4 separate regions of the Homo sapiens genome follow, and regions 2, 3 and 4 are each linked to region 1. The links are chromatin loops, found by intact Hi-C in ENCODE. Cell type or tissue: Caco-2. All regions are shown on one strand.

The links. Peaks named below come from ENCODE experiments on the same cell type or tissue, not always from the same donor. Only the 100,000 strongest peaks of a DNase experiment are listed, where the experiment ranks them.
Region 2: it touches region 1 in a loop (4-fold over the local background); 2 of 110 quality-filtered maps call a loop at or near these places.
Region 3: a loop joins it to region 1, with 4 times the contacts of the local background. A loop is called at or near these places in 6 of 110 quality-filtered maps.
Region 4: it touches region 1 in a loop (7-fold over the local background); 7 of 110 quality-filtered maps call a loop at or near these places.

The regions. Positions count from the first base shown.
Region 1 is chr6:147,969,939-147,977,938 of GRCh38, reverse strand. No RefSeq gene overlaps it. Among named protein-coding and RNA genes, the nearest start is that of SASH1, 370 kb to the left of the region's middle. In Caco-2, no CTCF peak of the experiment used is centred here; a DNase peak (open chromatin) is centred at 3,928.
Region 2 is chr6:147,638,797-147,646,796 of GRCh38, reverse strand. It overlaps a transcript of SAMD5 not described here. Among named protein-coding and RNA genes, the nearest start is that of SAMD5, 130 kb to the right of the region's middle. In Caco-2, no CTCF peak of the experiment used is centred here; a DNase peak (open chromatin) is centred at 4,246.
Region 3 is chr6:148,162,819-148,170,818 of GRCh38, reverse strand. No RefSeq gene overlaps it. Among named protein-coding and RNA genes, the nearest start is that of SASH1, 180 kb to the left of the region's middle. In Caco-2, CTCF peaks have their summits at 4,031 and 4,245 (motif pointing right); no DNase peak of the experiment used is centred here.
Region 4 is chr6:147,387,107-147,395,106 of GRCh38, reverse strand. It overlaps STXBP5 (syntaxin binding protein 5), which reads right to left. Exons shown (of 28, transcript NM_001127715.4): 28 at 4,634-8,000. It overlaps LOC124901421 (a long non-coding RNA gene), which reads left to right. Exons shown (of 3, transcript XR_007059802.1): 3 at 1-6,409. Among named protein-coding and RNA genes, the nearest start is that of SAMD5, 120 kb to the left of the region's middle. In Caco-2, a CTCF peak has its summit at 4,026; no DNase peak of the experiment used is centred here.

The DNA.
Region 1 (8,000 bases):
TAACGAAGCCCCTTAGTTCAGGGCAAGGCATCAGGCTTCCCCTTTACCTGCCCAGCGGCTGTAGGAGGCTGAGGGCCCTGGGTGTTCTGAATGCTTGCTCCGAACAAACAAGAAAGGTCTAATCTTCCTGTGGAGCCAGCATGTTCAACAAGCGACCAAAGCAAACTCAGGTGAAGACATTCTTCCGGCTACCTCTCCGCCCCATCATCTCCAAATCAAACGCTTCTTTCTTGTGCGTGCTTCTCCAGAGAGCAGTGCAGCCAGCAGACAGAGACCAGGATTTCTTACACAGCCACTGCTGGATACTGGGCGAAGTCAGCCTCACAGAGAATCTATGTTATCCTGTGCTGACTGTGTCAATGTGCTTTTCTTAGTCTGTATCACTTAAATAACCTCTACTGACATCAAGATGTCTAATTTGTAGTCAATCAGCCACTTCCCTGGTTGTAGATGAAATCGGTCTACATATTCCCACTTGCTACAGGTTGGCGTCACATAGAAATAAGCATCCTCCTCTCATCTATGGGTCGGGGACAGGGCAAAAAGTTCTCATCATTCAATCCCTTATTGCCAAAAGCCTCAAACACCATTCTTTGCTCTCAGCTTCTGCCCTTTGAGCACGAAGATGAGATCTACCCCAAGTCTCCTCTGTTGACTTCCAAGCAGTCACTTGAAAGAAGCCTTATCTTAATTAAGTCAAAACCCCTAGTTGTCCTTGACCAGGCTATGCCAAAAGCACACTGTTAGGCTAGCTTGTCCTTTAGTGTAACCTGCCTTGAAAGAGGAAGCTGTTTAGAGGTCCAGAGAATACCCTTCCTTGTCTCTAAGATTGACTTAAGATTGTTTTAGAATTGATCGGAACGAGAACACAAAGCTGTAGAATCATACTATGCTCCATTTGGAGAAAGTTGGAAAGCTTTCAGAAGTGTTGATTTGAAGAAGAAAACATCTTTGGGTGCAAATATTTAAATATAACACTTTTTTTCTAAGTGATTTATAGTTCTTAGCCTTTCATTGAATTATTATTTCCATTTTATAAATGAAGAACTTGAGGCCTACTTTCTTCTATATTGGCACTACTGGGTTGGGAATGTGCCCGTTGGCACTGTGGGAAGACTGGCAGCTGCCACTTCAATCTGGTGGTAGGCTCTGGAAGACTCAGCCTTCGGGCCTCCAGTTCCACTCTTGGTTGGCTAAAGAATTATCCAACGAATCTTCCTCTTTCTCTGTCCTGAACCTTCCCTTCTAACAGTATAGGTTTTCAGAAATCTGATACTCAGTCCAAAAGAGCATCCTTTTGGAGGAGAATCAAGGCGTTAGACACCACGATTTGAGCCACTGGAATGACAGCCAATTGACAATTTCTAGAGATTTTGTGAGCTGCTTGACATCAGATTGGTAGTTGAAAATTGGCTACTTTGAAAATATTTACACCACAGGTATCAGCAAATGCTACAAATTGGATCTTCCTTCTTATCCCAGGATCCAGCTGTTCAACAGTTAATAGCACACCACTGAACAGAAATACAGCAAATGAGATAAGAAAGGCCAAAAATGGAGAGTCTCCATCCCTAGATGCTCGGAACCACATCTATCTGAGGAAAAACCAGAAAATTCCTTTACAAGCCAATAAACAAAAAAAAGCAGATGTGACCAGATTGGTCCATTTTTAATTCTCGGCATCATGGTGCATTTTAGGCTTATTTTTAAAATTTTTACAAAAGTAGTAAATGAATATATTCTCATTGCAAAAATCATTGAAATAATATAGAAGTATATGGAGTAAAAAAAAAAATCCCTTTCCATCACCTTCCCATTTACACTGCACTTCCCAGAGAGTTCCTCGTCAGTTGTGTGTACCCTTCCAGTTTTTATTCTATGCACCCTACAAGCACATGCACACACACATCCACATATTTATATGCACTCCTCTGCATTTTGTACTCTTATAAAATCTAGTCTGGTGAAGGTATTCAAAGACGCTGTTCCAACCTACAATCACCAAACCTCTTCCCATTAACTGAAGCTCATTCTCATTTGAGCAGAGATGATTTCTGCTCACTGCACATTTACTCTATTACCATTAATGCTTAAGGACACGCTTGAAAAATTCTGAAATATGTGATAAACTGGTATATTTTTGGTTCCACGATAAAATGCCCACTTCAATGCTGTCTATAGACCTCCCCATCATTCCAAACATAAATTAGCAACAAATCACTTGAAGAAAATATAATGACAGAGATAATAGGCTTCATATGTAAAAATCAATTATTATGAAACATTTGGGGGCTACTTTATATAAATGCCTCATAAAATTGGTTTTATTTATTGATATTTCAGGAAAACAACTATGTATTTGAGATGCCAATTATATTGTTGAAAAATATTATTAATTGCCTGGTGTAAAATAGGATCATCATCTCACATGATATAAATCATGGAAAGTATTTTAAAAACTGTAAAGTGCTACACAAATAGTAGCTACTGATGGCCTGCATAAAACAGATAGTTGTTCTTTCTTTTTTTGCATATATTATTAAATGGGCTGTATATCGAGCGTGCATTCCTTATGCTTTGCCATGTTTCACACGATTTTCTCCATGTAAATGTTTATTCCTAACTCAGCGAGCAATTGTTGTGCATTATGCATAAGCCTTCAACTTTCAATATTCAGATAACTTAGAATTTCTATATATAATTTAAATTCCCTTCAGACAAATGACTCTCAATACATTTCAGTTAAATACTGCTAATTCTCAGGTTATTCAGGATAGGAAGAGTGGGCTTGGCAAGAACAATTCAAAATAGCTGATAATGCCCATGCATTTTTCAGGATGTGCCACATCTGTCCCGTGTGGATCTGAATAATCAAGCATTATGTTAAGACTGATTATTTCCCCTGTGGCCATGTGAAGTCCCCTGGCAGACACACATCTTCCATTTCCTCCTCGGTGTTCTGTGTTTGGCTTAGCACAATCCACTAAACACTATTAAATGAATAACTGTGAAGGTAATAAAAACAATAACCAAACCATTAAATGTACTGAAGTCCATTCAAACATGTAGGGTCACTTGACATTTCTTTTATTCAAAGGCTATTTCCTAAATGTCCCAGTGACCATTGAGCATTTGTTTCACATCCTCATGCTGCTAGTGGCATCTACATTTAATGTCAAAATAGCCACCTACTCTTCAAATAGAGCGACCGCTGTAGCTCCAAATCTTATAGCCTTAGGAAATGGATGCAAGCATTGATTTGATAGACTGAAGTTTGTGCTTTTCCCCCTGTTAAATAAGCTCACCCTTTGGTAGCAGGCACTTAAGGGATTCCCCAAATATTTGCACACATTTCTGTCAGATAGCATCACCGTCACCACATGATTTAAACAAGCATGTATTCATCACACTTAAACCAGATGTCATCTGAGTAGATGAGAAATGAATCATTTGCTCCTGAGAGCTTGTTTATTTCTGGCAACACTTTCCAGCAGGGATTGTATAAATGAACAAAACAATTTTCTCATATCTCGATATGAGGATGAAAGTCCAAATACTACAGGAATAAGCTTTCCTCCAAGGTGGTGTTCCTTCAAAACAGACTGTCTTTTCCCTACAAAAAAGGGACGTGTGACTTCCAGTCTTGGGGATGGAATCTCTCTTTGTGGCCACCTCCAACATAAAGAATCATTTCCATTGATTAAAGAGTAGCTTCCACCAACCAAAATGTGCCAGGAATGGTGGGCTCAGCATTTTGTTAACTTATCTCATTTAATCCTCCCGACAACTTTGGAACAGGTATCTCCTCTCCATTTTACAGCTGAGGACACAAAGCTATAGAGAGAAGCTGAGTAAATTGCTCACGGATTTCCAAGGATTAAGTATGAGACAAATCAGTGGTTCACGCCAGGGCTTTTGACTTCAAAGCCTGTGCTACACTGCTTGAAGTCTCAGATTCTGGGCTGATAACCTTTTGGAGCCTCCTGTTCCTTATTTGTCGGATTAGGGAGTTGGGCAATAGAATAACTAAGAGTCTCTCCAGTTTTAGAATTCTAAAAAAAATGTGAGCACTTCCCACCATATAAAACAGTTTATATCACATTTTTGGTCAGTTTGCACACATTCGTAACCTACATCTTATAAATATGCAGGAGGTTAGCCTGTCAATAAATAAAATACATCCTGGTGGTTTTCCAGTTTGATTACAATTCTTAGACAAGAAAACAGATGGCAACAGCCTTTGTAGCGCAAAACCTTGGGAATCAAAAAAATTTGTAAATTTCATTTTCTGAGTAAGTTAGGCCAAATGATCAGGGGAACACTATGTGGTTCTAAGTGCCATGGAGAATTATCACTAGGGTTACTTTACAGTTCCTGAGGCAACTGAATGGCTTAAAATAATGACTCTTCTAATAATGAGGATAGAACAAGAAAAGAGAGATGGTGAACAAATGATTGGTGAGGACTGCCATTCTGCAATATTAAGGTCTTCTTGATAAATCCTATAGATTCAGGCTAGCTCCCAGGTCAGAAGGTCATGATTCAGTGGCCAGAGGAACTGCGGTGTCAACTTTAAATGATATCTCTCCCTGCTACGGACCTGGGAAGAGGTGGCATTTAAAGAAAAATATAAAATATCACTGATGCCCTATATGCTTATATCATCACCTGCTTCTTTCCTTTGAGGGTGAGGATGTAAAGATCAGAGGACCTAATCCATATAGAGTTGGCTGGCAAATGAAAGACCTTCCAAGAGCCACACTAGCGATAAGGAAAATGTGTGTCCCTTTCAGAAGCTGTTGCAATCTAATTTATTTCCTCCCCATGATGTGCCATAGATTTTAGAGTGCTCTTCTTTTTTCATATTCAACTAAGAATGTCCTCCTCCTCAATTTTGAAGATATCTCCCTATGGGATAAATTGCTGTTGATCAGAAAAAGTTTTCTAAAAGTTAATATAATGTTACAGAGTACATATGAACAGAGGCTGTGAAGGTAGCATTTATGTCAGGGTGGTAAGATTATAGGAGAATTTATTTCATGTTTTATATTTCCATTGATATGGCAATAATATTGTTTTAATCATATATGCAGATGTTGAGGTGGGAAAAGCTAACATGATTAATGTAAGTTGATTGGTAACAACATAACTCCCACACGTGGCTCGCCACAAGCAAAAAGTAAGTCCCTATTCTGTGTGCTCTCTGGGATCACCCATGGGAAGGATCTGAATTTCTGACAGTCTTAAATGTGACAGCAGCCTTTTAGCATGTAGACGAGTGCAGTAATTTGGCAGCAAACTCAAGACTCATGCTCACCAGACTGGTAGATCAGAAATAAATCACAGATGTCACACATGTTCTCTTAGAAGGGAGAGAATTGATAAGGTGCCAAATCCCATCACACCCACGCCGTTCTTGTTCCAATTGATAGAACCTCTCACCCTTGAAATTCTGACAAGTACTATTAGGGAAAGAGACTCTAACTCATATCTCTTCCTGACTCTTTATCCATCTTTCCAAAGAGTGTCTATCTGAGCTCAGTCTCAGGCTCATTTAATTATGACATCTGAATCAATACTTCATGCTAGCCCCAGACTGCACTGGCCTGCTTGGCAGTTTCCAATATCCAAGACAGCCCTTCTAAAAATGTTCACCTTCTTATTTGAAAATAAGGTACCTGCCTTGCCATTGGGTTTCTTTATTTATTTTTAATTTTGAAATCAGTCATTACTTATAGGCCTTGCAAGATTTAACATATGTTTCCAAAAGCAAATATGGCATTTTCTGAACTCAGATTCGCTTTCTGCCTCTGAAATGCTAAGCCAGAGACCACAGAAATGGAAATGAAACTAACACCAATTTAAATAAATTACAAGCTGACAACAATCTGCCTCAGTGATGTTTTAAATGAAATGTATTAACTGCAAAAATATCAGAATGCCTTGGGCTATCTTAAGAGACTCCATTTTGACACTGGGGTAGGTTTTTAGATATCTACATATAAAGGAACATAACATGAGGGAGGTTTAGAAATAAAAAAGGTTGCTCAATAATGGTTTGTTCTTAGTCTGTTCTGTCTGCTATAAAAAATACCATAAACTATGTAGCTCATGAACAGTAGATTTATTTCTCATAGCTCTGGAGGCTGGGAAGTCCAAAATCAAGGCAGATTCAGTATCTGGTGAGCTCTCACTTACTGTTTCGTAAACAGTCATCGTTTTCACTATGTCTTTACATGGCAGAAGGGGCAAGGAGGTCTCCTTTATAAGAGAATTAATCCCATTAATAAGGGCTCTATCTTCATGACCTAAACACCTTCCAAAGACCCCATCTCCCAATACCATCACTTTGGGTATTAGGATTTCAATATATGAATTTCAACTTATGAATAAGATCAATTTATCTACTCATATTTATTGCACCAATCAGGTTCCAAATCTAGCATATTATGCTGAGGTCAGAATGTCTGTACATTCTGTATTCAAAGAACAGCTGTGGTTATGCTCTTAGAGCATAGGTACTGGCCTAGAATCAGAACACTTAAGAGTTGTCCTTGATCATCAAATCTGCAAGCTTAATGCAAATCACCTGGAGTCTCAATTTCCTTGTCCATCAAATATTCAGAGGGAGAGAGATCCTAGGATGTTGAACCTTTAAGTTGGAAAAGTCTGTGATTATAAGAACATCTCAACGGTGCATGCTTAGCCCTTAAAATGTTCATCAAGGAATTTTGGTCCTTTCTATATGTCTAGGCCTCTAGGTGGCTCCAAGCTACAGGCTTATATGTGTATATAAGGTAAAGTCCTATACATGTCTCTAAGGTATAGGCCCCTAGAAGTCTATGTACATGGTTATAGATCTATATATATCTATCAAAGATCAGCTTCTAAGGGCCTAAAAGCTGCAAGCCAATATGTGTCCATAAAGTGTAGGCCTAGGTATGTCTACAATGTTTAGACCTAGGTGTGGCTATAAGGTATGAGGTAATGCTTGTCTGTAAGGTTTAGGTTCATATAAGTCTCAAATGTCTTGATAATGTCCCAAAGGGAGTCGAGGAATTAGTTAAATTACCTTGATAAGATTTTATCTAGTTTTTGGACTAAAGATAAACTCTACAATTATACTATGAGGAATAAAAAAGACAGGAACAAACAATCATGCACATACATATACATATATAAAATTATTTCTTGGAAATATAAGGAAGAAGTCTGTACAAAATACAGATTTAATAATAAGTAAGTTCTTTTCATTGTTGGGAATTGAAAAGGAAAACATATAAAATCTTTTTAATGAAGCTTTGTAAGCTGTTAAATCAAAATCAATGGTTTGGTGACTGTTTTTAATGCTCCTAACAAAAAGAAAAAAAAACTCTTTATATCTTTCCCCTGTTAGCACTTAGTCTTACTGCCACTGGCAGGACTTAAATTCTTTAAGCTTAGCCTTGTCCTAAAGGAGAAATAGCCATTATGATTTGTTGCCTTTGGGAATGATGTGTGATTGATGAGGGCTCAAATGTTCCAATGAGGGAAGTATGAGGCCAAATACAGTTTGACAGATGTCCCAAACAATAATATTAATAGTTTACATTTATTATTGTCACTATCTTTTCAAATGCTTTGATTAGATTCCCAGTGTACGTTATGTACAAAATATTGTTTCTTGTTCATATTACTATGGTCATCTCAATGAGGCAATCAAAACCCACATGAAAAATTCTTCACAAAACACACAAAATATCCCAAAAGTGTTTTTGTGGATTGCTGCTTTTTATAGCTTCTATTAACTAGGTCCTGACAGTGCAGGGCGTGTCACTAAACATTTATGAATGACCACAGAATAGAACTTCATCTCATTTACTATATGTGCACATAATAATCTTTTATGAATCCTAATATCTTTCAAAACACATCTTGAAAAACCTACAATTTTTTTGGCTTATAGAAATTGCTGAGAAAAGATGAGAGAAGAACTCTATTTTTCTGCTTTTAAACTAATT
Region 2 (8,000 bases), 330 kb after region 1:
AATACATATAACACAAAATATATATGATCAACTATTTTCTATGGTAACCCAAAGTGAAATTTCAAGTTTATTTTATACACATTAAAAGAGATAAGAAATGCAGTTTTTTCTAAAGCATGATTACTCTAATTCTAAAAGAAATAATTCTGAATATGGTTTTATTTCTGCATATATTTATACAACACTACAAGTGCCACCTGAAGTTTTCAAATTACAAAGTTTTCTACAGATTATTGTGCAGTGATAACGATAAGCTCTCTAGTTTAGCATACTACAGTACACAAGTACTGTATCAAGCTGGATATTATTAAGCATGAGACATAAACAGGCCAATCGAAATCCTTTGAGATTAAGAAGTGATAGTTACCAATAAACATAAGTGGAAACCGAACAGGTCAAGAAGGATTGAATATTTAAGAATCCATGAAGCATAAACAATTGATGCAAATGTATCTCTCATTTTATTTTTTTGCGATAGGGCCTCACTCTGTCGCCCAGGCTGGAGTGCAGTGGCATGATCATGGCTCACTGCACATACCACCACGCTGGTCTATGAATTGACTACTCATGTTATCAGTAAGGCTTCCTTCCAGTCACCAGTAGAGTATTGGTACTTTAAGTTTTGAGGGAGTCAAAGCTATACTTGAATTTTTGACTGCACAGGGGGTTGGCACCTCTAACCCCCATATTGTTCAAGGGTCAACTGTGAATAGATAAGACTAGATAGATAGATAGATAGATAGATAGATAGATAGATAGATAGATAGATACATAGATAGATACATAGACAGACAGACAGATATAGAAATAGAGACAAAGATAACAGTTGACACAGAACTTGACATATACTAAGCCACTGGTAATGATCCTAGTCTATCACAAACTGATGATCCGAGAGCCAGTTCCGGCCCGTGGATGTATTTCATTAGATGGCAAAGTTTCACCTAAAAACCTGGAGTGTTAATTTATTGTGAAAGCAAGTCTTAAGGTCTGATAGCACTGGGTCTGTATTTCTCACACAATCAGCAGCTAGAGCTGCATAGGACCAACTCAACTCATATGACACTGAGGTGCCACAATTTATCACAGACCTCATCAATTCTTAGGTTTTCTCCTTGGCCTACTTCACCATTATCCGAGCTTATACCCTGCTCCTATATAAAACTATGGGAAATGCTTTGAGATGAAAAGTATTCACACACCTGTGCAAGATCATATGTAACACATTAGAATTCAATGTAACTTGCTCTTTTTCCCAGGATGGCCTCTGTGCTGAATCTGCAGTAAGTGTATAAATACATAACGTATAGAAAAATTCTATTATTCTAACATGGGAATCAACATTACCACCTCAAGCAGAGGAAGGGTCAATGTTCTTTTTGCTTTAAAATTATATTGCGTGGGCTTAGAGAAATGAGCTTGGACAGTATTTCTTGAGAATGATTTCCAAATCAGCTTCCATGGGTGATGCTGATTGGAATGTTTACCTTACATAGCCCAGGGGAGCTGGCCTTTGTTCAATTTCTTGAAAGAAATATGTCAGGCCCAGTGACCCCCAAGTGGCGATTGTCATCCCTCCTTGCACATGCCATCAACTGCTAGTGGCATTTCTTCAAATCAGTAAGATGTCCTGTCGTGTGGGGTTGCCCCAGCCTGGAAGTCCCACGGAGCCTCTGATTATGGCATCTCCTTGTTAAAGTCCGGGGATTCTGGCATTCCACATCTTAAGAAGCGGGCATCCTGCATGCTCTCTGATGTTTGGTTTTGTAGTGTCTTTTCAGAGAGTACAAAAACCTATCTGTGAGCATCCTGACCTCTGATTCTATGCATATCAAACCACAACCAGTATGCTTCAACAACAAACTCAAAATTCAGCGTCCCTAGTGAACTCTAATTCTGACACTGATCCTAATTTATTGTTTGACCCTGGGCTAATCCAAGGGTTTCCATGAATCCCATGTCTCTTGTGATGATTTGGAGAATTACTAGGTTAAAATGTGTAATACACATATACTGCAAGTTGTCACGGCAGAATACTGGGGAAAGTTTTCCATCATTCAATCACTATAATCCAATTGAAGGAAAAGCTTAAGAAGAAAAGTGACCTTGGAAAATCAATGTTTTCAATCAATGGAAATATTTGATAATATTTCTCCAAAAAATTAAGAAACTTTTTTTATCAAGTTCTAAGACTCTCTAATTATAAGTTTTGAAGACATACTGATGCATTATCTAGAAAAAACTTTTTCCTTAATAGTCTCACAGCTGAGATTGTGTTTATTCCTGCAAAAGTATTAGCTTTACAAATTAAAAAGCACATTAGATCAATATATAGAGAAACATTACTAACACAAAACAGTATAAGAATAATAAATCTAATTTATTTTAGAGACTTCAAAAATATTTTCCAAAGAATGTGAGTAAACTGTCTTTGTCCATTTATCTCTAATGCGTCTTGGAATTATATTTCCCAGGTCCACTCCCAACTCTCCTAAACCTAAAGCAATACATGAAGGCAAGTCCTTCCTCAAAAGTGTAGAATTCCAAGATTCCTCCCTCCTCTGATTGGGTTTTGTTTGTTTTGTTTTTTAAAAACAGTTTTCTAATTAGAGCAGCATTTCAGGAGCAGACACTTCTAGGCTTGGTGTCTACATTTTACAGTCAGTAAGAAATATTGTTTATAATTTCATGGAAGGTAAAACATTTCACCAAGGGCAAACATTCATCATGCAATGAATCAACATCCAGTCACCTCTATCCCCATTCACATGCAAATAACGTACCAATTTTCCTACTTGTCATTATGTATGACATTTAAATCCAGTTACTTTGGACCTACAACACTAGTTAACCCCAGGCAAGTTGAGATCCCAGACAAACCCTTGCTCATGTATTAGGAACTTATCATTTCTTTCTTTCCTGCCTCCCTTCCTTCCATCCTTTTTAGTAAAGACTCTTCTTTACCTTAGGACATTCTTTCTTTCTTTCTCTCTCTCTCTCTTTCCTTCCTTCCTTCCTTCCTTCCTTCCTTCCTTCCTTCCTTCCTTCCTTCTTTCCTTCCCTCTTTCTCTTTCCCTCTTTTCTGTCTCTTTCCTTTTAGTAAAGTCTTCCATAAAATACACCAAATTCTGAGTAACAAAATACTTCAGACTATACACTTTACTGGAGCAGAAAACCGCAACTTAAAATAACTTCTGATTGGTAAATAAGTGGTAAGTCTAATGAATTTGGGAGATTTTCCAGTTAGAGATTGTATTTCTCTTCCCTCTAAATGTTGCCACGGGGTAAAAGAAGTAAAGTTTAAGTCAGACCAGGCGGCCACTTTTTGACTACATCAAAGTCAAATGAAGGAATAGAACTACTACACAGCTGGAAAAAATTACCTTCTTTACTGTGTGTTTTAGTTGTTTTTTTCCCCTTTTTAACATAGACAATTAAGGGGAAAAAATCTACCCACATGATTGAAAGAACTGTGGAAGGCACATCTAAGCAAATATTTAATTCCTTTAAAAATTAATGGAACACTGAAGCCCATAAAAAAAAGCATATTTGAGTTAACTACAAACAAAAATAAATTCTTAATTTACAAAAGAAGCATTAATATACGGAATGAAACATCACCTTTCTGATTCACCAATAATTTCACATGCCCTTCAACGTGAGGATTTGCAGTATCAAAGAGAGGGGTCAAAGTGGAGGGTATGAAATAGATGTAAAGCAGCTGAAGTATTCCTCACCAGGATTAATAATGAATAAAATTGTTATTACAGTGTGATGAGTTTGCTAAATTTCTTGGATCTGGGGAAGTAACAGTTATTTTCGCAGAATTAGGCACACCTCAGTGGCATGTGCTTCTCAATTATTTATTCTGGGGTGACAACAGTGCAGATGGCAGCCAACTAACGACTGGGACCCTGTTCATATTAGCACTGAGGCCCTGCACCCCAGGCAGGAGAGAAGGGCTCCCATAGAGGCAGTAGGTAGGTCTTAGCCTTAGACAGAATGTTTACAGAATGAGTTTTGTGGTTTTGAAGCCTTAGTTTGGGATTATTTATAGTAAGACTGGGATTGCATAGCTATTAGAAAGAAAACAAAAAGTCAGTTTATATGCTTTCCTATTGATGTTTCAATAAAACACTGTTTTATTTTTCTTATCTGGAAAATGAAAGGGTTGGGCTAAATGGCCGCTGGCAGACATCTTTAAGAATGAATGTCTTTCAGGGAATCCAGAGATGACGAACTCGCAGTTTGAATGTAAAGGTCACATCTCAAGAATGTGGAACATGAGCAGGGTAATTCAGCCACTGAAATGACTTGTTCATCTTGCTCACTGGTATCATTAAAGTGGCACCTAACTTAGAGCTTTGTGAGACCTCTGGGATCATCTCATACAACTCTCTCATTTTACAGATGAGGAAACTGAGGCTGAGAGAGGCAGCACATCTACCAATGGGAACATTATTCGAGATCTTTTTCACAGCCCCTTGTCATATAGAATTAAATGCACTAAGACAATAGGTAGAATGAAAAGAACAAAAAGATAAAAACTTTTATCCAATTTTTAAAGTAAGAAAGAGGAAATGGACTTCTTAAAACAGAGAAATAATCACAAATGCCACAAACATTCTTACAGTGTGGTTGCAGTCTAGCTCATTATTTTCTTACAAAGAAAAAGAAAAAAGTTTTGTAATGTGTGTATAACAACCCTGTTGTTCACTTTCCATTAAACAAAAGAGAAAGTTTTAACAAAAGGTATAATTCATTACTTCTGGATCTGTATGAATTAAAGCAGAACAATAAAATAGGAAAATAAATCAAACATCTTCATGTTAGACTGTCATTGTTGTATGACAGAAAAAATAAGTATTCTAAGAATAAGATTTCCTTCTAAGCATTTTATAAATAAATTGAGGGGAAAATGATTTTAGGTAAGCATGAATTCAAACTCTAAAGAAACAAACAAGATTACTTCAAAACATTAAAAGTTAAGTTATTTAAAGTTTACAGGTAAAGTTAAAAGATTCTGTAACCACAAAGGCTTGGCAACAGTGAAGAAAAGAGCACAGCGGAGTTTTGAGACCGCTGGATGTTAACCATGTACATAACTCTTAAAAAGCTAAGATCTGAATCATCATTTAAAAGTACACACACTCGTTACAGACATTTTGAAAACTTATGAGAATATGGGCATACAACCATTAAACTTTTGAGCAAAAAAAAAAAAAAAAATTAAAGACAGAGAAAGAGAGTTAGTTTGTTTTACAAGGCAAAAACCAAGTTGAAAAGGTTGTCCTGACATGCAAAATGTCTGCGACGTGCCCCTGCTTTCTCTGGCTGTCTCCTGAGCACTTCACTTTACCAGGTACAAAAGGTCCATCTTCCAAATAAAGGTCAATTGCTCCATCACATATATTGTGATGAGGGTCCTTTGACTTCACCGTAGCCAATGAAGCCCCCAAATTGAGCTCCCCAGCAAGTGGGCAGAAAATTTCATCATGTGCTGCCGAAGCCCATTAAAATGAAGAAATGTGAGAAAAGAAATTCTTGGAGGAAATCTTCCAATGTTGGACATCCATATTTGAATCAGATATCTTAATTGCTGGAGCTGGGCATTTCAGGAGGCTCTCATATGAAGAAGAATTTAGAGATTGGGTTAAAAAGCTGAGCTTCTGAGATCCTGTGTCCCACCCCATTCAACAAAGCAATCACTATCCATCAGTGTCCAACCATTGTTAACGTCTACTGGATGTTAAAGCAGGTTTACAGAGGATTAAGGAATCAAACTTACTATTATGCAATTTTAAAGTTTCTACAAGAGTCTAGCGAATTTTCAAAGGGATTTTTGAGGAGGTGAGGAGGCAGGACAAGGGAAGCTAACATTAAATTAAAAAATACTTAATTGCTAAGCAACAAGATAAGAATCTAAGTGATCTTAAAGACAAAGTCCTCAGGTCTAACTTTGTAGGTCAATAGCATTGATGCACAATCTTGCAAAGCCTGTGGCTGTTTGGCTTGGCAACTTTTCTAGGTGCTTTTCCACTTTGGTATTGAGGAAATAGCATCATCATACAATTTTATTTATTTTAATAATGATGCTTCCCATTGAACCTGTTTTAAATGGGATGGGACTGGTTTATTTGGGTAAATGTTGAAGTTAATAATATGTCCTTCTTCAATATGTGAGAAAAACTTTAGCATTAACCATGCTTAAGGCTTCCTCCTTGAATCTTGACTAGATTTTGCAGACTTCTGCTTAATTTTATGTCTGTTATTCTTTTTTTTTTTTTTTTTTTTTTTTTGCGACAGAGTCTTGCTCTTGTCACCCAGGCTGGAGGACAGTGGCGTGATCTCAGCTCACTACAACCTCCACCTCCCAGGTTCAAGTGATTCTCCTATCTCAGCCTCCGGAGTAGCTGGGATTACAGGTGTACACCACCACACCCGGCAATTTTTTTTTTCTTTTTTTTTTTGAGATGAAGTCTCACTCTGTCACCAGGCTGGAGTGCAGTGGTATGGATTCTCAGCTCACTGCAACCTTCACCTCCCGGGTTCAAGCGATTCTCCTGCCTCAGCCTCTGGAGTAGCTGGGACCACAGGCACGTGCCACCACACCCAGCTAATTTTTGTATTTTTAGTAGAGACAGGGTTTCACCATGTTGGCCAGGATGGTCGCGATCTCTTTACCTCGTGATCTGCCCGCCTCAGCCTCCCAAAGTGCTGGATTTACAGGCATGAGCCACCGCGCCCAGCCGTCATTCTTTACCATGAAGCTTTTTAGCCATAATGTGTGTGACGGCAGCTGAACAATTCAGATTTCAAATTACTCCTTTCTCCCATCTCTACCTTTAAAAATAACTTCCAATATTCTTTCCCTTTACAGTCAGTGGCAACCTGTTCTAATAGAAAAGAAAAAAAAAATCTCAATTAGAAATTGCCCTTGTTTCCATATGGTTATTAAAAATGATCTACACTGAAGTTTTTAGAGCATGACTGCCAACCAAAACAGAATGGATGTTCAAACTGATCAATCTGAATAACTCTTATCTCATGATTTACATGAAAAATTCTCCCAAAGAAAGATGCAGAGGAAACACAGGCACCTTTTTCAATGCTTCCTAATCAGAAAGGCAGCAGTTAGGAAGGAACACAAGCCTTATGCTACCCTCTGCTCTTGCTATTCTTCCAGGATTCCTGGCTAACAAAAGAGGAGAATGTTGCTGGGACAGGGGAGGATGGAGATGTAGCACCCACCCCTTGGGAGTGAAGCCCGCTGAGATGAGGATGAGCCATAGCTCCTCGGGGACCCCAGAGCTGCAGCTACAGTCTTTCTTACTCATCACGGGCTGTGCTTTGAGGGATCTGAACACAGCTATGCACAAAGTGTATTGAAAATACCATTCACATGCATAAATATATGTGTGGGCTACATAGAATAAAACTTTAATATCCTATCTTGGATACATGTATATTTTCATAGACCAAATAATGAATAATGTTTCTCATTTTAAAAATTATCTACTTCATTAATTGTTCTTTTATATTTTCTTAATTCATACAATTATAGTATTCTGCTTAGACTACATCAAATTGAAACCACATCAAAGCTAGAAATTCTGGCTTCCTGTCATGGATTCCAAGACTAGAAAATTCAAAAAAGGTCAGAAAATGAATAACTTTCATTTGCCAAGTACTCGCAATTTGCAGTTTAAATAACTAACTCCGCCTTGTCTATCTTTAGAATCACAATAGATAGCACAATGCCTGGCACAGAACTCACCCAGGTCAGCCAAAGTCTATATATCTGTCCTAACTTTTCGATCTCATTGGGAAAAATCAGCCAGTATTTGATCTGATACAAACAAATTAATAAACATATTAGAAAACACTAGCTTACTAAGTCATTATCTAGTAAAGAAATGTATTGTTAAATTTTTTGTCAAAATCCATATTACAGGTAACACAAAATCAATTTACTAGCACTGTCTCTGAATTCCAGAAGT
Region 3 (8,000 bases), 190 kb before region 1:
CCTAGACGACGGGTTGATGGGTGCAGCAAACCACCACCACGGCACGTGTATACCTATGTAACAAACCTGCACATTCTGCACATGTATCCCAGAACTTAAAGTAAAAAAAAAAAAAAAAAAAAAAGTCTTTCCCTAAGTTAATGTTTACCAAGCCCTCACTATGAGGCAGGCACTGTGTTAGTTACTTTCCCTATAGGGTTTCAGTACATGATGATAACACAGTTGTGACAGGGTGGCAAATAGTATTGGCCTTCTGATAGATGAAGACAGGTTTGGGACAGGAGTGACATATCTGGGTGGGTCAGTAGGTCTGTCTGATTCCAAAGTTTCTGTGCTTATCAGTAGCAATATGCAGCTTTTAAAGAAGGGGCTGAAAGATAGCTAACAAAACACCTCTAGACAGTTCCAATTAGGGTTATATGTTTTTAAAGCACTCCCCAAAGGAACAGATTGTGTTTGATGATTCTAGCAGGAAAATGAGGCGATGATCTTGCTAACAGATCAATGTGTGGGGTCATCAAAGTTTATTGTGGATCATGTTTTTTTTTTTTATGAAATGAAAGCCTAAAATAGACCTTGTCAAGAGTAAGTTTCAACACCTTTAAGTACAAAAAGCTTCACTTTGCTGTCATTTGAACTTCTCAATTTCATATTTAACAGGACAGAAACAATCAGAGATGGTTCTGAGTGTGGAAATCTGGCCAATAAAGACAGTTTGTGAGGAGGCCAGGCTGGCTGTTTCTCCAAAGTTTCTAGAGCGGTCATGCCTATTAAATTGACTGCACGTGTGTTGCATAGCGTGCCTGTACTGCTCAGAAAGGTGACAATGACTGAGACAGCATTATATCTATCCCCTACATTTGTAGCAGACAGAGCCAGAGAAATCTTCACAGCAGGGGATGTTACCAGAACAATATAAAGGGAGCCTGAAGAATGACCACAGTGCTGCTGGTTTCCAGGCAATACTAGCAGCCGACACATCAGAGTTCAGCGCCTTAAAAGGAGCTACAATTGGTGTGTGCGAGCAAAACTGTCCTGGGATGAAAAGGTAGCGCCAATGAAAGCACTGAGCTTTGCAAACGGAGGCAATGGTTACCCCTCCCCTCCCCAAATTTACGTATAGACACACATACGCGTGCGCACACACACATAGAATTGAGATAATCTTCAATGGCATTGTCATGTGTTTAATATTTAGCTCCTCCATCTAGATCACTGTTGTTTGTCAAATCACCAATGTACAGAAGGCAGGAGGCAGCCTCCATGGCTTCTCATAAAACCTAACATGGAAGCATTCTCATGAAAATGTGTACTGATGAAGGCGATCAAGAAGATAAAATAGTAATGGATGTAGAAAAAGAACACTACCTATCTTGGCAAGAACCGCTCTGAGTTGAAAATAGGTTAGCACTGGCGGTGGGGTGAAATTAGGGAAGTAAAGGCAAAGCAGAAACCGGGAGGAATCGGAGCATCTATCTACCCATCCTTCCTGCAAGGAGTCTCCTGAGATGTTTCCGTAACAAGTTTGTCTATTCACAGTAGGAGGCATTTCAAACTGATCTGTTTGAGGATGCATTTAATTACTGTCATGTTGATAATGAAGCGTCTTCTCACCCTCCCACCTACAGACTTAATTGTATGTACACCCATCTTTTCTTGTAACCTCACTTCCAGATATCTTTCCTTCCATTCAAAGCTAATTTCAAATACTCCCCTGTTCCTCCCACTTCCTCTTAGAGCTTTCACCATTAATTATTCCCTTTCCTGTCCTGTACTTGGGGGGGAAAGGCTGTCACACAGAGATGCCCAGAAGAATCTGAACAAACAGGCCTTGCTCCGCTTCCCCCAGTTTGTTATCATTAGATCATACCCGTTTGTCCTCCAATCATACTTCTGCAGGACTGTCCATAAAAATACACAGATATCCTCATTTCTTTCGGTCTTTATTTTCGAAGTCTCCTGTGTCAGGTAAAAGTTAGGTTAAATAAATCTCTATGCTTTCCTCTTGTTAATTTGTGTTTTGTGATAGGGGTCTCAGCCATGAACTGTGATGAGTGAGAAAAAGATATTACTTTTTCTCCCTCCTAGCGCCACACTTCACATAGTCACCCAAGACAGAAACCAGAGCGTCATTGTCAACACTTTGCAATCAGAATCCATATTCAACCTGTCACTAAACCTTGCTATTTCTACCTCTTTAAGAGCTGAGTAGCTGTCTTCTCCATTTCCACTGCCTGCCTCAGGATATGACCATGGTAGCCAGGATTTATGGAAGACTTTCATAACAACTCTTTTTCTTTCTTTCTTTCTTTCTTTCTTTTTTTTTTTTTTGAGACAGAGTCTTACTCTGTTGCCCGGCTGGAGTACAGTGGCACAATCTTGGCTCACTGCAACCTCTGCCTCCTGGGTTCAAGTGATTCTCCTGCCTCAGTCTCCCAAGTAGCTGGGATTACAGATGGCCATCACCATGCCTGCCTAATTTTTTTATTTTTAGTAGAGACGGGGTTTCACCATGTTGGCCAGGCTGGTCTCAAACTCCTGACCTCAGGTGATCTGCCCGCCTCGGCCTCCCAAAGTGCTGGGATTACAGGCTTGAGCCACTGTGCCTGGCCGACTCTTCCTGATTCCAGTCTTGATCCCTTTGCATGTATCCTCTCCCTTCTTACATTTCTATTGCTCCCAAAGAAGTGAACTGAAACTCTGGCGAAGTCACTTACCATCAACGACCACTCTCCAGGAGCATAACAGTCAAGCTTCCTGACATGGAGCAAAGGTACTTTTAGCATGAGCCTTTCCCTGACCTCTTCAGGACAGCCACCCTTGATTTCCTCCCCATGCACCTTACATCTAGTACAGCAAGCTGCCGCCAACCCTGTGCACAGACCTCTGGCATTGCACCTACCAGGCCGTTCTGTTCCTGTCTTCTATTTGACTCCCCTCAGCCTGAGCAGATGCAGGTGAGTGATTCTGAACCTTCAGATCCTTATGTCTACAGAGAAACTGGTACCTAGTAAGTGGTCAATACATTTTGGCTCCGTGAATAAATAAGTGAATATTCGATTCTCTTCTGACTGCTGGGGATGGCCTTATCTGACAGCTAACGTCTAAACAAGTTTCCTAGAGTGATTAACACAAGCAGGCAAGGATGAAAGAAAGAAATGCAAAACACAGTGATCCTGAGGCCCAGAGAACCAAAACAGGGAAGGGCAGAGGGGTGGGGACACGGCAGGGAAAGTGCCTGCTACATGGGTCAGCTTTGCTCTACACACCTTGGTTGGTTCTCTTTGAGATCTAGTTTTATTCATATAAGAAATCATTTCTTTAAGTTCAGTGCCACATATGAGTTTCATTATAGGCCAGCAGAAAGCAATAAAGTACCCTGGAGACAAAGTAATAGCATGAAAACGTGTGGAGCTATGGTCCAGCTTTGTATTTGAATAAGGACTATATTTAACACAAAAAGAAAACCTCCCAGGACGGATGCGGTGGCTCATGCCTATAATTCCAGCACTTTGAGAGGCCGAGGCAGGCGGATCACTTGAGGTCAGGAGTTTGAGACAAACCTGACCAACATGGTAAAACCTGGTCTCTACTAAAAATACAAAAATTAGCCCGGTTCGGTGGCGCATGCCCGTAGTCCCAGTTACTCGGGAGGCTGAGTAATATTTTATTTTGTTAGCCCTATTTCATGCCCATTTCTTATGGATTAATTTAAATTCCAATATGCAAGTGGTAATAATATGGCCATTGGTAGTCCCTTCTGTGAATCACAGATTTTACAGTAACGTGGAGAAACAGGCATTTCTTCATCTTCGATGTCTACTTGTTTGGGAGCAATTTATCAAGGAGACTGTTGAACCATCAAGAGTAAATTGTGTACTTTGGGGTGCAAACTGCTAATTGCTAATGCATTAATTAAAAGATTTCTTGTGCTTTTTTGCTCCAGGAAGCAAAGCCTATACAAATGTACCCAGTCACCTTTTCCTGACCTGCCCCTGCTCCCACCCCTTCTTGGATATTCGGAATGAGAACACGAAGATAATTTGTATGCACATTTCTGACAACCATTTTAGGGTTCTGTAATGATAAAGAACAATTAACAAAGGCTTCCCTGGCATTGACTAACCACTTTCTGGGCAAATGGTTTAATTAACGAAGAGGCTGCTTCCTTTGGTTTAATCACACAGCATTTAAGTAGAGGCCGCTTAGGCAAATAAAAGGCTGTTATTTCTTTTGGGTATTTTGCTAATGTCTGTCTGTCCACAAGATGGCAGTAAACGTTTGATGAGTTTCTATGATAACTTTAGTCTTTTGTGTGTAAATGTGTGTGTATGGAAGGGGTGGGGGTGAGACTTCCTTTAGAAGAAAAATTTTATTTATTTGATGTTTTACATTGTTTTACACTTTATGTCAAATACGTCTACTAGTATATAATTAATTTAAAATATCTTCAAGTGGGTGACAGTTACACTGTTTATCCTAACAGTTCAGCTGTGTATCCTAACAAAAATAATATCGTCTCCATCTCAACTGCATCTAACAAAAAGGATGAACAAAAAGTTAACATTTGATTATGAGAAATTAGAGAGTTCTAACTTTACTGGCTAATAACTTGGAAATATATGAACAAACTGGTTCATTTCTGAATCCTAGGTGAGTGGGTGCTATAAGCAAGAGTTGTGGGTACTATATGCAAAAGTGAAACACACTAGGATCTTCTCTGTAAGAAGCTTTAGACCTACAGAGACTATCCAAGTGAGTGTGTTCACAAAATTGTTATACAAGCTAATGGGTGACATAAGGGAGATATGAATGAGAAACTGTGTCACTAATAGTAGAGGAGAGATGATTTTTAATTGGTGGGAACCAGGAAGGCATTCTTGGAAAGTGGGGCACTCAATATTTGCTCTCACCTAGGAGTGGGACCCAGACTTGTGAGTTGCCTGCACATAGGTGTGAGAGTAAAAGCTCACCTGGACAGGTGAAGAATACCTGGGGATGAATAGGTCAGTTGACTTGGTTGCAAAGTGTATCTAAAGGGTAGGATTGGGAAGAGTGAGCTTGATGGTTGAATGTGAGTTTTAGAAGTTTGGATTTTTTTCTGGAGGCAATGGAGGATCACTAAAGGTTTTGAGCTGAGAAGGAGCCTAGTGGCAGTGGCTCAGAAAGAACAGCCTGGAATCTCTGCAGGATGTATTGAGGTGGAGAGACACTGGCTGTGTGATAGTGTGTATAGGTCTAGAGAAAGGTGGTGTTATGGTCATATTCAAGCTACAGTCCTGAAGCAACGACCATTAACTTCATTTCTTTAGGTGATTTTCCTCATTCGAAAGCAAAGGCTTGGACGAGGTGGTTCTTTTCAGCTCTAAAAATTACAGGCCTGGCTAGGATAATAGCAGGGGTATGGAGACAGGTGAATGGATGCAGGAGAGATTAGCAAGGCAGGCAGAGAAGCACCTGGTCTCTGACTGGAAAGGGAATGGAGGGACATTGGAATGGAAGCTTGGCAGGAAGCAGAGAAGAGAGATAAAGGCAGAAGAACATTTTATGCAAAAGAACATTATATGCCTAGAGTCACAGTGGGATTGTAAGTAGAGAATGGCAACGCCAGCTATGTGAAGAATATTTTCAGATTTGAACACTGGCATTATTTGTAACAGTTAAATCATAGACAAAAGAATTGTTTAAATGTATCTGAAAGATTTGGGTAAATTATCTGAAGAGGTAGCCGAATACTGTCATGGAGGTTTCCATTCCTTTCTTCTTGATACATGTAGTATTCAGCACACATAACATTGCCAGAGAAGGCAGAAAGGCTCTTAAATGCAGTATTGGAATGGACACAAAACAGGCAGGTCTTTGTATACAAAGATGGCTACTATGGGCCTCATAGGAGCTGGGCTCCCAGCTGCTTTCCTGCTGGTGGTGACCTATGAGGCCCAGGCCACCACGTGTGCTCCCAGAGCCACAGCCACCGGGAGTGTGGAGGTAGCACAGGCTTCATGAGTCATCATTGAAGACCCAGTTCTCAGTCCCAATGTTATCTCAGCAACGAAAGCAACCCAGTGGTGGGGGTTTCTCTCCACCCACTTCTGACTAGATCGTTGTGCATAAAGGAAAAATGTGAAGTGAACAAATAGTTATTGGGGAGTGGATTCAAAAGTGCAATTTCCAGAGCAGTCACAGGGTAAGATCAGGCAGTTTCAGGCTAATCTCCAGGACCACAACACTGGATGATGACAGCTGATGCCCAGAGAGGGGTGACTATGGTTGGAGGGTGGACCCTGATGTGCCTTCAGATTGCCAGAGATTAAAGTCTTTGTGATACTGCTCAGTGTTCTGCATTGAACGTGGACATTTTCATTTCATGTGCTGAATGTAGTGAATTCATTTCTAGAATGTTCAGTTTATCAGCATATCACATCCTCAACCTTTCTGCATCAACAGGCATTTGCCATATAATGAACATATATGTGTATTTGTTAAGACAGGAATTTATGCCCTTTAATACAGGAAGCTAAAACATTCCTAAGTAGGTTAATTTTACAGTAAAATCTCTGGCCATCTTCACTTCCATGTTTGTATTTGGAACTGCGTATAAATCTGCATTTGGTCTCCAAACTTTCTAACATCTAAAATCCTTTTCCTGAGAGTCTGAAGTGATTCAAACATCAGGGATTGGAGAAAAGTAGGGAGTTTGAAGACAAATATAAAAGGTAAGATCACAGCTTTGGGAAACCACGAGTAACTTCAATTTTCTAATAACAAAAATATTAACTATTCTTTTACTACAAACATTATAGAAGTACTATACAACTCTTTCTTCTTCTTCTTCTTCTTTTTTTTTTTTTTTTTTTGCCAAATCCAGTTTTCTTTCTTATTTTAAAAATACTAACGTAATGGTTAAAAGCAATATTTTCTACAATGTGCTGAGAAGTTAGTAGAAGATATGGCTATGAGGTTACTGAAGGTATAGGACATAAGAAAAAGAAATTCCCCAAGGAAGCAAGGACTAAAAGTGATATGGTTTGTCTGTGTCCTCACCCAAATCTCATCTTGAATTGTAATTCCCATTGTCCCCATGTGTCATGGGAGGGACCTGGTGGGAGGTAATTGAATCAATGGGGCAGTTACCTCCATGCTGTTCTCGTGGTAGTGAGTGAGTTCTAATGAGATCTGATGGTTTTATGAGGGCCTTTCTCCCCTTTTGCTCACTATTCTCCTTGCTGCCACCATGTAAAGAAAGACATGTTTTATCAGAGACTAGGATTGCAACCCCTGCCTTTTTGTGTTTTCCATTTGCTTGGTAGATCTTCCTCCATCCTTTTATTTTGAGCCTATGTGTGTCTCTGCACGTGAGATGGGTTTCCTGAATACAGCACACTGATGGGTCTTGACTCTTTATCCAATTTGCCAGTCTGTGTCTTTTAATTGGAGCATTTAGTCCATTTACATTTAAAGTTAATATTGCTATGTGTGAATTTGATCCTGTCACTATGATGTTAGCTGGTTATTTTGCTCGTCAGTTGATGCAGTTTCTTCCTAGTCTCGATGGTCTTTACATTTTGGCATGATTTCGCAGTGGCTGGTACCGGTTGTGCCTTTCCATGTTTAGTGCTTCCTTCAGGAGCTCAACAAAGATCAAAAGAGCAAAGAAGGCCATTACATAATGGTAAAGGGATCAATTCAACAAGAAGAGCTAACTATCCTAAATATATATGCACCCAATACAGGAGCACCCAGATTCATAAAGCAAGTCCTGAGTGACCTACAAAGAGACTTAGACTCCCACACAATAATAATGGGAGACTTTAACACCCCACTGTCAACATTAGACAGATCAACGAGACAGAAAGTTAACAAGGATACCCAGGAATTGAACTCAGCTCTGCACCAAGCGGACCTAATAGACATCTACAGAACTCTCCACCCCAAATCAACAGAATGTACATTTTTTTCAGCACCACACCACACCTATTCCAAAATTGACCACATACTTG
Region 4 (8,000 bases), 580 kb after region 1:
TCTAAATTAAGATAATTTTTATATTGAGATATTTTATAAAGAATCTGTGAAAAGTATGTTAACTATGCTATGACTAAACCTCCAAAAGTATTTACTGTCTATACCAGATAGGAAAAAATATGCATATATGAATTTAAATATTGACATGGTTAGGCTTTGTGTCCCCACCCAAATCTCATCTTGAATTGTAATCCTCCTAATCCTCATAGTCCCCAGGTGCCAAGGGAGAGATCAGGTGGAGGTAATTGAATCATGGGGACAGTTTCCCCCATGCTTTTCTCATGATAGTGAGGTGTCACAAGATCTGATGGTTTTATAAAGGGCTCTTCCCCCACATTTCACTCTGCATTTCTCCTTCCTACCACCTTGTGAAGAAAGTGCCTTGCTTCCTCTTCACTTTCCACCATGAGTGTAAGTTTCCTGAGGCCTCCCTAGCCATGCTGAACTTGAGTCAATTAAACTTGTTTCCTTTCTAAATTACCCAGTCTCTGGCAGTTCTTTATAGTATGAAAACAGACAAATATAAATACATTTGTTTTAAAAAACAAATTTCCAGGTACTGGGATTTGGTTACAGTTCTGTTTTGAAAGGTAACCAGAGTAATTTCAGTAAGATCTTGTATCCTGATGATAGCTGGCAATAAACGCATCCTGAGCTGGCTCCCTGGAGTAAACACACAACAAAGAAAAAATTCAGTTGAAACGAAAGGTGCTTATGAAATTCAAAGACATTTTGATCTTCATTCTTTTATTAAAGATAATGTATCAATTTTTATCCTGATTATAGCAGTAATAATACTGATTTGCTGATCCTGATATAAGACTTGCTATTTGTTCTTCCTTATTCAAATATATCTGATTCACAGAGCTTCTAAACGACTAAGATTTTTAAGATCATAAATCTTTGTGTATGCTAATTGTTTTTCTAATGATTTTCAGACGTTATTACATTCCCTACAGTGGCTGAGGTAGGGAAGGCTAGTATTTAGATCACGGTTTTATAAATAACAAAACTCAGGCAAATAGAGGTTAACTTGGAAAAGGTCATTGGTATTGCTGGTAAACTTAGGGACAGAATTCTGGTCTTCACACTCAGACAGACGTGCTTGGCATTTGAAATGAGCTCTATATAAATGCCCACTTTTAATGCACTTAAATACTAGGCAAATGGACTTGTTTAATAATTAACCAATAATCACAGATTGAGTTTTGGTTATCAGAAAAAGTGAAAGTTTCCAATACTAATGTTATATAATAGATGTTTATAATCTGTAAGAATCTATATAATCTTCCTAGAATGAATTCATTGCTCTGTTTGTCAAGATGAGTTTTTGTTAGGAGAAGCATACCATATATTGATTAGTGTGTTTCAGGCACAAATTTATAAAGATAAGTCTTGGCTCTCTAATTCACTCTAGTTCAAAAACAGCTTAAATAAGAAAGTGAATATAAATTTGTAAGAGGAATTAATGCAAACTGCTCTAAAATTCCAAACTAGCATTTAAGTAGTCTATACTTTCATGTATATATTATGGCATAACATTTATAAACATATTCGTGACAGTCCCACTGCATGGGAACAAATTTGAAAAAGGATGGGTCCTATTGCAGGTTCTACTCTCTGGCCCAAGGGTTCAAACGTCAGAGGGTGTGAGGGGCAAAGTGAGGCTACAACGGGAGTGAGGTTAGGAGGGGATACCCCCTTCGGAACGTTTTAGAAATATGTGTGACTTGTCTTTGTTCTTCTTGTGTGTAACCTCAGCATTTGCATATTGAAATACTTTTTTAAAAATTATAAATTGCTTTCATTTCATATCTCTGGCACATTAGTTCAGACACTATGTTGATTTTTAAAAATTGAATGTATAGGCAAGCATATTATCTATAATTTCATTACCAGATAGTAACGGAGACATCTAAACCATGTGATACAGAGAAGACACTGCTTCTAGGGCATTGCTCTACATCAGGGTTCTCAGTAAGTGTGGTTTGCAGACTGGCACCTTCGGCATCAGCTGGGAACTTGTTAAGATACCAATCCTCGGGCCCCACTGCAGGCTTACTGAATCAGAAACTCTGGGGATGTGATCCAGTGATGTGTTTTCACAAAAGTTGTGTATCCAGGAGATTCTGATGTTCAAGTTGGAGAACCACTGCTTAGACTAATGGTATCTGCAGTCACATTGTTATTAAAGGAACATGGAGGTTTTCACTTTCTGAAATGTGTGGTCTTCTAACTTTTGTACTCATGCAATGCTGTAATTTCTGGGCATCTTTGATCTTGAAAGCTAAAACACCTGGCTGGGTGTGGTGGCCCATGCCTGTGATTCCAGCACTCTGGGAAGTCAAGGGAGGAGGATCGCTTGAGCCCAGGGGTTCAAGACCAGACTGGACAAGATAGTGAGAACCTGTCACTACAAAAAAATGAAGATAAAAAACTTAACTGGAAGTGGTGAGGCACATTTGTAGTCCAAACTACTTGGCAGGTTGAGGCAGGAGGATTGCTTGAACCCAGGAGTTCAAGGCTGCAGTGAGCCATGATTGTACCACTGCACTTCTGCCTGTGTGAGAGTGAGACTGTGTCTCAAAAAATAAAAAAGCAAGCTGGATAAACACCCTAGTGAAGCAGCAGTGTGTTCTATCCAAACATACTCCTGCAGTGCTCTTGGGAGTTACAATTCTCAGCCTCAGCACAGTATTTCTTCCATGTACTAATGTGTTTTGCTTTATCTGCTGATATTTTGAGTGTCTGGAGGTAACAAAGAGTAGGGATGGCGTTATTGTATTTACAAACATTATTTACAAATCTACTCAGTATTTAGGAGGGGCCCTGGGAAACAGAGGGATTGCATTATTTCCCTGCTAAATGGGCAAAGAAAAGTAGTTAGCTAAAATAAAACATACTAAAGAGTAAAGAGAATTGGGGTGAGAGGCATGGGGGGCAGGAACAGAAATGAAATGGAAGCAGCAGAGAGAAGTGGAAAGAAAGGTTCAGAGTCGAACTCAGCCCGGGAGAGATGAACAAGGAGGTCTCTTGTTTGGTGGGACACACACACACACACACACACACACACACACACACACACACACTCTCTCTCTCTCTCCTTAATAACTTTAAATGAAGTCCTCAGACTCCCTTCCTTTGCTACTAACAGAATATTCTATTTTGTTGGAACCTTGTTAAATATGTATCTTACTTTCATGCTGTTTTTGAAAAGTTATTAAAAAAAGAAGCTATGGGGTTTTGTTTTTTAAAACAGTATAAAATCATATAAAATGACTAAAACTAAATGTTAGAATATTTCCATAAGTTTAAAGTTAACAGAATATACATTATTGATATTAAAAAGACAGACTGAATTTGAAAAAAATAAAATGACAGGTAAGTATTTTCTTATTTAAAAGATGTTTTAGTCTAAAAAAAGCATTTTGAAAGCTTTCCTTAAGGTACCTAGGACAAAACACTTTTGTACAAAAACTGAAAAAAGCATAAAAATGGGGCAAACATACAATTTTTAAACTAATGGAAGAAAATCAGAATCTTCCTGTAAACTCCTAGAAAATCAGAATCTTCCTGTAAATTCCTATGAAGGGTTACAATGACAACTTAAATTTTTATCTAAAGCAGTGGATAGCACTGTACTATTTACACAGCACATACCCAATATAATGTTCTTTAAAAAGGCATGACCGGAGACATGAAGACAATCTTCAGTTTTTAAAATTTTATCACTTTATGCCTCTATTTCCTAGAAAGACACTGAAAAATTTTTTGATAATAAACCAGATCACTCTACCAAATGATTTACATAACTTTATAATACCTTAGGAACATATTATCTGTTCCATATCTAAGAGTGTTTAGTAACTTTCTGGATAAAAAAGTATCATGAAAATTATCCTTTGGAAAGTCTATGTTTTTTTCCCATGTAAAATTGTACTGCAACGCTTCTTGCTAAAGGCTCACACAGTGAGACGAGACTGCCACCATGTGGGATAAGCATGTGTCACAATAAAAAATATATATATTTCAAAATCAAATAATCCTTCAATGTAATAAGAGAACTACTACGTCTTTTATTCTAAAACACAACAGAAACAGTGGTAAGTACTGTTTGGTCTTCTTTACATTTTTCAAGATTCATTAATGTGATACTCATTTTTCGTACAAGTAGTTGGACACTGACACTCTGTGGAAACTATCCATATCCTTGCTACTCAAAGTATGTTCCAAGACCAGCAGCATCTATATTAGCTTGAAGCTTGTTAGAGATGCAAAATCAGGCCACACCTCAAATGCAATGAATCAGAATCTGTATTTTAATATGATCCTCAGGTGATTCGCGTACACACTAAAGGCCAAGAAGCATGCACTCAGATTTCATTCCTATTCCTTAACTCTCACCCTGTCTCCTTTACTCTCAATCCACCCAACACAGGGGTAGGTGTTTTTCACCAAAAACTCCAGATAGTCAAGAAAAATATAGTTGGTATTACCTGAGTTATATGATTAGCTTCACTTTCAGTAAATGTGGGAATCTATTTTTTTAATCAATTATTTTCTTAGGTTATTAATAGATTAATTCCATAATTCAGAAAAAAATTAGAACAAATTTTCCAGGAAAAAGGGCTTGTTTAGTTTCAGGAGAGATTAGAGTATTTTATTTTGCCCAATCAGAGCCCTTCAGCATAAAGAGACATTCATATACATATATATGAACATTTTCCAGAAACATTAATTAATTTATAATACATTTTTTAAAATACCAGCTTAACGGTATTTATTTACAAAAATATTTCATTACCTAATTTTAAACTTTTTGCTGTGATGACAGTTTGTAAAGTACAGGAATGCAAAATAACTACAAAGTTTAACACGTTTTTAGTGTTTCCAATAGTGCTTTTCTTTTTAGATGAAACAATACACAGATTTTTTTTAAACCGTATTTCAAAATGCATATTCCAGCAATTACCTTTGAGATAGTTACTGGGACTGAGCAAGATTAAATAAAAAGTGCAGCAACTGAAAAACACCTGCAAGTTACAGTTTAAGGTATACACAAGCTAGAGCTCTATACCAAGCATGCTTGCCCCTGAAGTGGACAATGTTAGAAAAACTTAATCTTGCTCTTTTTCATATTGTCTTTTGGTAATGCATTTACAATGAACCAATAGTATAACTAGAAAGCAAAAGTGTTTTTCTGGTTCTAACTATCATGTGGAATAGAGGTCACACCTAAAGTATCACAGTACTATTTATTTACAAAAAAAAAAAGTTAAAAAAATTAAAACAAGATTTACCCTCTTTGCATTGCTTTCCATTGCTATGTTGATTGTATTTTCAACTCCTTACACTGTCTTCAGTTGAAGCAAAGTTTAGACAATACAAAACAAATAGCAAAAGTAAATAAACAAAAACAAACAAAACCAACTACCAAATAAATAGGATTCCATTGCCATTAACCTATATCCATTTGAAATGCCTGAATCAAACAACCTACAATAAATACTGGTTTATTTACATGTCATACACTATAAAATTTTAAACGATAAGCCTCATTGTAAAATACTGGCAAAACTGACATTCATGATTTTTCTGATGTAAAGAATAAAATAAAGAGACCACTTACATGTAGCCCTGGACTACTGTACTGAATTTGTAAATGAATTGTGCCTATATTGTTAAAATTAATTTGACTGTATTAATAACTGAAGAAAGCAATGTTATAACCCTGGTAATTGGGAAGTTATTAAAATCATTTAATTCATCTGAGAAAGGTAAGCCAGTTTTCCCTTTTTTTCTTTTTTTGGTTGTTTTTGGTTGCAACAACTGTTTTCTGTCTACAGAACCTTTTTTAAAACTTCGGAGGCAGTAGTAAAATCATTAATATTCACAGGAAAAATAATTCCCATAGCACTTTACAAGAAATTGATCAGAGTGATGAAAAGTGCAATTAACAAAAGCTGTAAACAGTATCTTCACATTCATTTTCAAATGAAAAGAAAAATCTGTGGGCATAAATTTCAATCCAAGAGAACAAATACCCTAAAAGGGAAAAGAAAAAAGAAGGACATTTAAGATATAGGAGTGCTTTTTTCCCCCCAAAGTAAATACAGATTAAAAAGTCTAAGAATGTTGATCAAGTATCAAACTGATAAGGAACAAATTCTATAAACTACAAAATAAAAACCTTCATTGACAAAAATACATAAACTCTGTTTTCATTTTTGGAAATTTATTTTTAAAAAAGGTAGAAGAAAATACCTGGAAAACTATTTTAAATATATATATATATATCTATATTTTAAAACAATAGTTAAGGTAGGCATCCAACAGCAAACTGAAGCTATTGAGAAAGATCTTGCAATTATTGTTGTGGGCATTTTCCCCCAAAATAAAATTAATATTTGAAAATGCTCAATAGAGGGTTTTTTAAAGCATAGAAATGATATCTTTCCTGTTCATGTGTGAAGATTTTTAAATGATGTATGATTTTTTAAAATTAATTGTATCTCGATATGAGATACCAGTATTTCTTATTATAAGCGTAAAACATAACTTTTTGTATGGATAATATACATACTTTTTAAGTACTTTGACTTAAACTTAACAAGTTCACCATTTTAAAATTAAAGTACATTTATAAAAATTCCATTTTAAAACTAAAAGTATATTTTCTAGCAGTATGTATAAATATAACATGTTACTGTATGATCTTAAAACAAATCTGAAAGTGTTGCAATAATTTAAGACCAAGAACACTGAAACATACAGCAGATTATTTTACTATTTTTTAAATCTATATAAAACCCTATTAAAGGTTTTAAAACTGATCAGTTTATTTAAGGTACAGCTAGCAGCATATTCATGATTTTGGTATGTTTTATACACATGTATCACTTGGTTTAAACTGAGCAATGTGGATTAAATGATAATAAAAAGTTTTCATTACCTAAAAAAGTGCAGAAAAAATTCAAGTTTAAAGTTCAGTGCTCTTTATTTTGCTGAAACAAATAAAATCCCAAAAGTTAAAGTGTAAAATAAATCTTTGCCACAAAAAATTTACCTTTGGATATAGCTTTTCTAATGTCACATGAGAAATGCCTTAAGCAAAACATACATGGAAGATAGAACTCAGGGTAAAACTTTGAACTCCGTGGTGTCTTCCACATATTCTTCCTTTCCTCAGCTGTCTCCCCAGCACCCCTGTAACCTAAAAGTATGTAACACTTTCAGACTTGTTTAAAACACTCACATATCTACATGAAATCGCTTCAGAGGAACCTACAATTAAGAAGTTCTAAGCCAAAAAAAAAAAAATTGCTTCGTTCTTTAAACTATTGTACTTAATTAAATTGTAATATACTTACACATAATAACATAGACAAGTAGCAGCATTTTTCACATCCATAAAAAATCAAATGGAGAAGTTAGTAATAGCTCAGTCGAATCTATAACCATTTTTTTGGAAACACTTTGTACAATTGAAATGCAAAGCAAAAGTGTTAAGATGATGCAAAACTTCAAATGGATGTAATGTACAGAATTTGTCAGAATATAAGATTTCAAATAACTTTCTCAGCAAATACATATGGATTTTAGTTTGAAAACTGAAATGAACTGGATATATGGTACATACAGAAAAACCACTTCCTACTTACAAACTACTAATCATGAATACTTCAGTGATTTTAGAGTCAAGGACAAATGCAACAAAAACAATGAGGATATGGAGAGGGCACACAAAAATCTTTCATTTTTCTGATATTTTCTATTTTGACTTTTTTTTTTAGTCAGTTTTCCTGAAATCGTGGCTTGCTGGTGACTATTACTTTCTGTATTTAAAAAGAAAAAAATAGAGATGTTACCTCTCAAATTACAGTAAATTCCCTGGGTTAGTTATTACTGTAGACTGTCTCTTATCTACAGACAGAATCAAGTATAACTCTGAGAAGCTTATTTCCTACACTCAAACATACTTTAAGCTTTCTAATCCTAAC